2 separate regions of the Mus musculus genome follow, and region 1 is linked to region 2. The links are chromatin loops, found by intact Hi-C in ENCODE. Cell type or tissue: heart. All regions are shown on one strand.

Region 1 (2,500 bases), 370 kb after region 2:
AGAGTAACTTTAAGAGTAACTGCTGAAAATATATATGTTCAAACAACAATAACGATGACTGCTACTATTATTATTATAAATTATTTTTATTGTTATTATTACCATCATATTTGCCTTACGCCACAAATTCCTGGTGCTGGATAGATGTCTGGCATAGAAGAGTGTATGGACATGAAATTAATTAAAATCTAGAGTGATGTCAGTTGTAACAGCAAACTCTGGATGTTGCCTTCATCAGTTCAAGTTGCTATAATAAATTGCCAAGGCGGTGACCTTAACAAGCATGCATGGGAGCCCAATTGGCAGGGGGCTGCCAATCTGATATCTGGCGAGGGTTGGTTTCCCAGTTCATTGGTAGCTGTCTTCATACTGTGTCCTTACATGGTACAGTAGCTCTCTGAGATCTCTCTCAGAGGGACATTAATTCCATCTGTGATGGCTCAGCCTTTGAGATCCACTCACCTCCCAAGGCCTTGTCTCTGAGTGAAATCATATTGGGAACTAAGATGAATTTGAGGAAGCCACAGACATTCAGACCACAGTGCACGGCAAAGCCTGGGGCACTGGAGAAGGGAACAGTTGGTTCCTTGTAGTGGGCAGAAGGCTCTATCGTGGCAGGGCTTATCCAGCCTGGTTTTGAAATTGCCCATGTTCTTGAAGGAAGAAGACTGAGTAACCCTGGCAGGCTTGAAATCTCTGATCCTCTTATTGCTGAGTGGGATGTAAAGGAAAGCTGGGAGCAGGGTGGGGTGGGGTGGAGTGGAGTGTAGATAAGATGTTGATGAAGGGTCTCAAACAGCTTAAAGAATGTAGAAAACTAAAAATTCAAATTAGTGAGTTGATACTTTTTATAAAAGCTTTTCATGTCTATTTTGTCTGAAAGCAAATGTGCTTGTTTTAATTTTATTTAAAACCTGCCTCTAGGGGTGGTAGAGAGCTGCTTCAGTGCTATGCGTGCTGCTCTTGCACAGGACCTAAGTTTGGTTTACAGCAGCATTGTTGGGTGGTTCAGTCACCTATAAGTCCGATTCCAAGGGATCAGATGCCCTCTTCTGGCCTTTGTGGGAACTGCACTCAAGAACAGACAGGCACATGCACACACACATGCAAACGGGGGGGGGGGGGGGGGAGAGATACACTTTTTTAAAAAGTCTGAAAACTTGTCTTAAGACCCTTAGGAGAGGAGACTGAAGGCAGCTAGACATTATGATGGAGCAGGGGCTTTTCTTTCACTTAGAATTCACATACTGTCTGCCTCCATCTTCTCTGCCTGATCTCTGCGTTGTTTGAGATACTCGGACAGGAGATATGAGGTGAAACTTTTAGGGTTTTTTTTTCTCTTTATAGAGAATAACTCCCCCTTATCAAATGTAGGTCATGCAGACTATTACAAAGAAGGGGGACAAACTAAAACAAAATAAAGCCAGTTCCATCTTCCATACAGGGTGGGTTTGACTACTGGAGGGTGGGGCATTTCCTTCCAGTGGGCATTGGCAAGCAGGCCCCCTGTGTTGACGGTCACCTGTTCTGAAGCTTAAGCTAATCCTAATGTTTGAGGATGGACATGGGAAGGCTTCCTTGGACTCGTCTAAGACAATGAAAGGCTGACCCCCATCCAGTCTAATCTGGACCTTGACACACTCATTGTCCAAGAGACAGCAATCTACTCTGCTGGGAACCACAGCAACAGTGCCTGGAGGGACTGGTCAGTTCCTACCTTACTTCCTGCCTATAGTGAGCCACTTGGGTTTGCTCTGGGCTATCACATTGCTCTCTAGGTGGGTCCAGTCCTGCACTAAAGCTGGCCTTCACAAAGGGATCTTCCACCTCCACATCCTGTAGTCTGGAGGGCAGATAAGCTTCTCACCTTAGGGACCAGGCTCCTCTCCTCTGTGTGTGTGTGTGTGTGTGTGTGTGTGTGTGTGTGTGTGTGTGTGTGTAAGGCCCAGTGCTGCCCCAGCACTTTCCCCTGAAGGTCGCTGTCTCATCTTCCCTCACTCTTTCTCTCCTTCCAACCTTTCTTCTTTCCCTTGCCCCCTTCCCTTCCCTTTCTTTACTTTCCCTCATTCTCATTTCTTTCCCAGTCCTTCCTTTCTTTCTTATTTCCTTCCTTTCCCTCCCTCCCTCCCTCCCTGCCTGCCTCCTTTCCTCCCTCTCTTTCCTAATTTCCCCTACCCCTCTTCCTTTCCCTTCCTTCCTTTATTCCTTGTGTCTTGCTCATCCAGAATGTTTCAGGAAGACTGTCTCTTTAAGAGAGGCAGCTATGATCTATGCACTCTGAGATTCTGATAGTCAGTCCTGCTTCTCCTGCTGAGCTCTGTTGGGTTGCAACTGGGATCCTCCTGAGCTCAATCTGGGTTCAAAATGTCTAGAGGAAAGAGTCACTTCCAATGATCTGCACGCCCCCGGGAGTCCGTGCCCCCAGGACTCCCTGCCTGAAGCCTTTTGGTAGCTGGGCCTTGGCTTTGGGCCATGGAAGGCTCTTTGTTGATGGTTGAGG
Region 2 (2,500 bases):
CGGATAAGGTGATAGCAGAGCCACTAGGGCTGCACAAGGGGTTTAGGACATGTCCTTTCCCTGTTTCTGTGAGAGTCCTAGGCATCGGGAGACTTATCTGGGAGGAGAGAGGCTGTAAGTGGTGGCTAACTGTTCTGGAGTCCTTGCCGTTCTGCTGGTAAGCCACATCCAACGGATTCTGGGGTGAGGACTTCTTTCCTCTGTTGTGTCCCTAACTTTTTTCCAGGTTTCAATCTTGTTTCAATTTAGTCCCTGCTGCGACCTGGACAGGAAGTGTCCATCCCCCTCAGAGATGTTCATGGCTGTCAGCTTTGGGGAAGAGACTGGATCCTGAGGGATCTGCCCTCATTCTCTGATGGATTCCCCATTTGATGGCATTATTAATAGACAGACGGTAGAGATCAGGAAGTGGGTCCAAGATGGAGGAAGTAGGTTACCAGCAGAGGCGGGAAGGGCATGGCTTTGGCTTCTAGTGTCTGTCTGTCTGTCTGTCTGTCTCTGCTTCCCAATCCTTCCTTGAGGCAAGCCCACATTGTCTCTCCTCAGTTCAGAGCAATTGGCTCCAGCTGACCTCAGTCTGTGAAACCTCTGAAAACATGGGACAGGATAAACCTTTCTTCGGTCAAGCTGTTTTGTCACAGCAAGGGAAAACTGAGACATGAGGCCTTTCTGTGGTCAGAGGAGGGCGCTATCATCCTCATCTTAAGAGATGTGAGCCGAGGTGGAGAGGGATTACAAAGCGGAGCCCTATGCTATCACACCTGGGAGGCCTCCATTGTGCTCCCAGCCGTCCTGACCCACTGACTGGCTCCTGGCTGCTGGTACCGAAGGCACCTTATCCCTTGACTGTACGGGTCCCCTGCATGGTCTCTGATGACCACTGCATGCTTGTGGATGCACGATCCACATCCAGTACCTTGCTGCCTGCAGTGTGCTCCTTGCCCACGACTCCTGGCTGCAGGATCTCCACATCCCTCTTGTGGAGGAGCACAGGAAGGTTGCCGTTTGCTCCCGGTCTCTCTAGGCTATCCTGCAATATGCTCTGCCATATGGACTTGGAGAGCCTCTGATCTTACGTTGGGATGCTCCACTGAAGAGTGTTGTCAGAGGTGAAAGGGGCTTGACATGTCAGAACCTTCATTTTATAGCTGGGCGACACTCAGGTAGGGAGGTGGGCCAGGGTGACAGACACGTGAGAGATAGCTTAGTAAGTCCACTGTCATCTCTCCAAGCCCTCGATCAGGCCCACAGCTTGCTTTCCCACATATGAGTTTGGCTAGTTGCCTAATGCCAACCGTCTGCTCTCCCACCTGACATGATGATGAGGCCTCTTTACCCTGGGGCTGTCTCCACAGGCTCAGGACTGTGAATCGGATAGACAGGAAGGAAAGCCAGAGTGTGTGGCTCCCAGCCCCCCCGCCCCTCACACCTCCGTGCTCATCCCCTAGCTGTCTAAAGTGTCTCTGTGGCACCCTAGAGGGGGAACGGGAGACTGGAGCTCCTCTTTGCTGGGGCTGATGTGGGGTACTGCAGGACCAGAGATGACCACAAGGTGGCAGACTCTGCACACGCTTCTTGAGTGAATGGCTGCCATAGTTTTGGGGTTTCTAGAGGAACCAGGAGGAAGCTGGGGAAAGCCTGGAATATGGAAAGAGGGGTTTCTTCCCACAGGTGCTACCTTCACAGCAGGTTAAGGGCAGTTTAGAAGCAGTAGTGGACCTGTGGGAATAAGCCACTGGCTGTCAAACGGCCCTCTCACGTGATGGACTCCCAGTTTAGCTTTCTTTAGCTGCCAGGGAATGTTCAGGGTGCCACATTGCTTAGGTCCAGGACCGAATAGTGGAGTGTGAGAGGTGAGCCAGACAACAGGGCGGAGGGATGTGACCACCAGGAAGAGAGCGGCAACCAGGGGCTCCTGTAGAGCTCAGCTGCCTGGTCTATCCTCTCAGGCGACTCAGGCAGGAGGATGGCACCCTGTGAAGTGTGGAGGGAAAGCACTCCCAGTTCCCGAGCTGCCCCCCACTCTGGGATACCACAGTTCAGATCTTCCTGCCTCTGTTTCCCAAGTGCTGGGGTTAAAGGTGTGCGCCACCAAGCCCAGCCCTACTAATTAACTATTAGTTACCATTAGTAAACATTGCACATTTAAGTGTCCTGGGTATATTTTGGGACAAGTTTCTTGTAACGTGTGCACTTTGCAAATATCCTCTGTTTTGTACATCCTTCTTTTTCTTTTTCTTTTCTTTCTTTCTTTTTTTTTTCTTTTTTGGTTTTTCGAGACAGGGTTTCTCTGTATAGCCCTGGCTGTCCTGGAACTCACTTTGTAGACCAGGCTGGCCTCGAACTCAGAAATCTGCCTGCCTCTGCCTCCCGAGTGCTGGGATTAAAGGCGTGCACCACCACGCCGGAGTCCTTTTATTTTTATTTCGTTGGTTCTTTATTTATTTGTGAGTGCGTGTTTGTCTGAGTGTATGCACACGTTTGTTTAAGGATGCCTGTG

What was found. A loop is a pair of places that touch in the nucleus more often than their neighbours do. Peaks named below come from ENCODE experiments on the same cell type or tissue, not always from the same donor. Only the 100,000 strongest peaks of a DNase experiment are listed, where the experiment ranks them.
Region 1: it touches region 2 in a loop (6-fold over the local background); 25 of 42 quality-filtered maps call a loop at or near these places.

The regions. Positions count from the first base shown.
Region 1 is chr17:49,528,910-49,531,409 of GRCm38, reverse strand. The region is part of intron 1 of Daam2 (dishevelled associated activator of morphogenesis 2); the gene reads left to right. Among named protein-coding and RNA genes, the nearest start is that of Gm52301, 23 kb to the left of the region's middle. In heart, a CTCF peak has its summit at 976; no DNase peak of the experiment used is centred here; H3K27ac peaks cover 155 bases.
Region 2 is chr17:49,898,049-49,900,548 of GRCm38, reverse strand. The region is part of intron 19 of Kif6 (kinesin family member 6); the gene reads right to left. Among named protein-coding and RNA genes, the nearest start is that of Gm16555, 77 kb to the right of the region's middle. In heart, CTCF peaks have their summits at 1,320 and 1,548 (motif pointing right); no DNase peak of the experiment used is centred here; H3K4me3 peaks cover 298 bases; H3K27ac peaks cover 306 bases; H3K27me3 peaks cover 1,469 bases.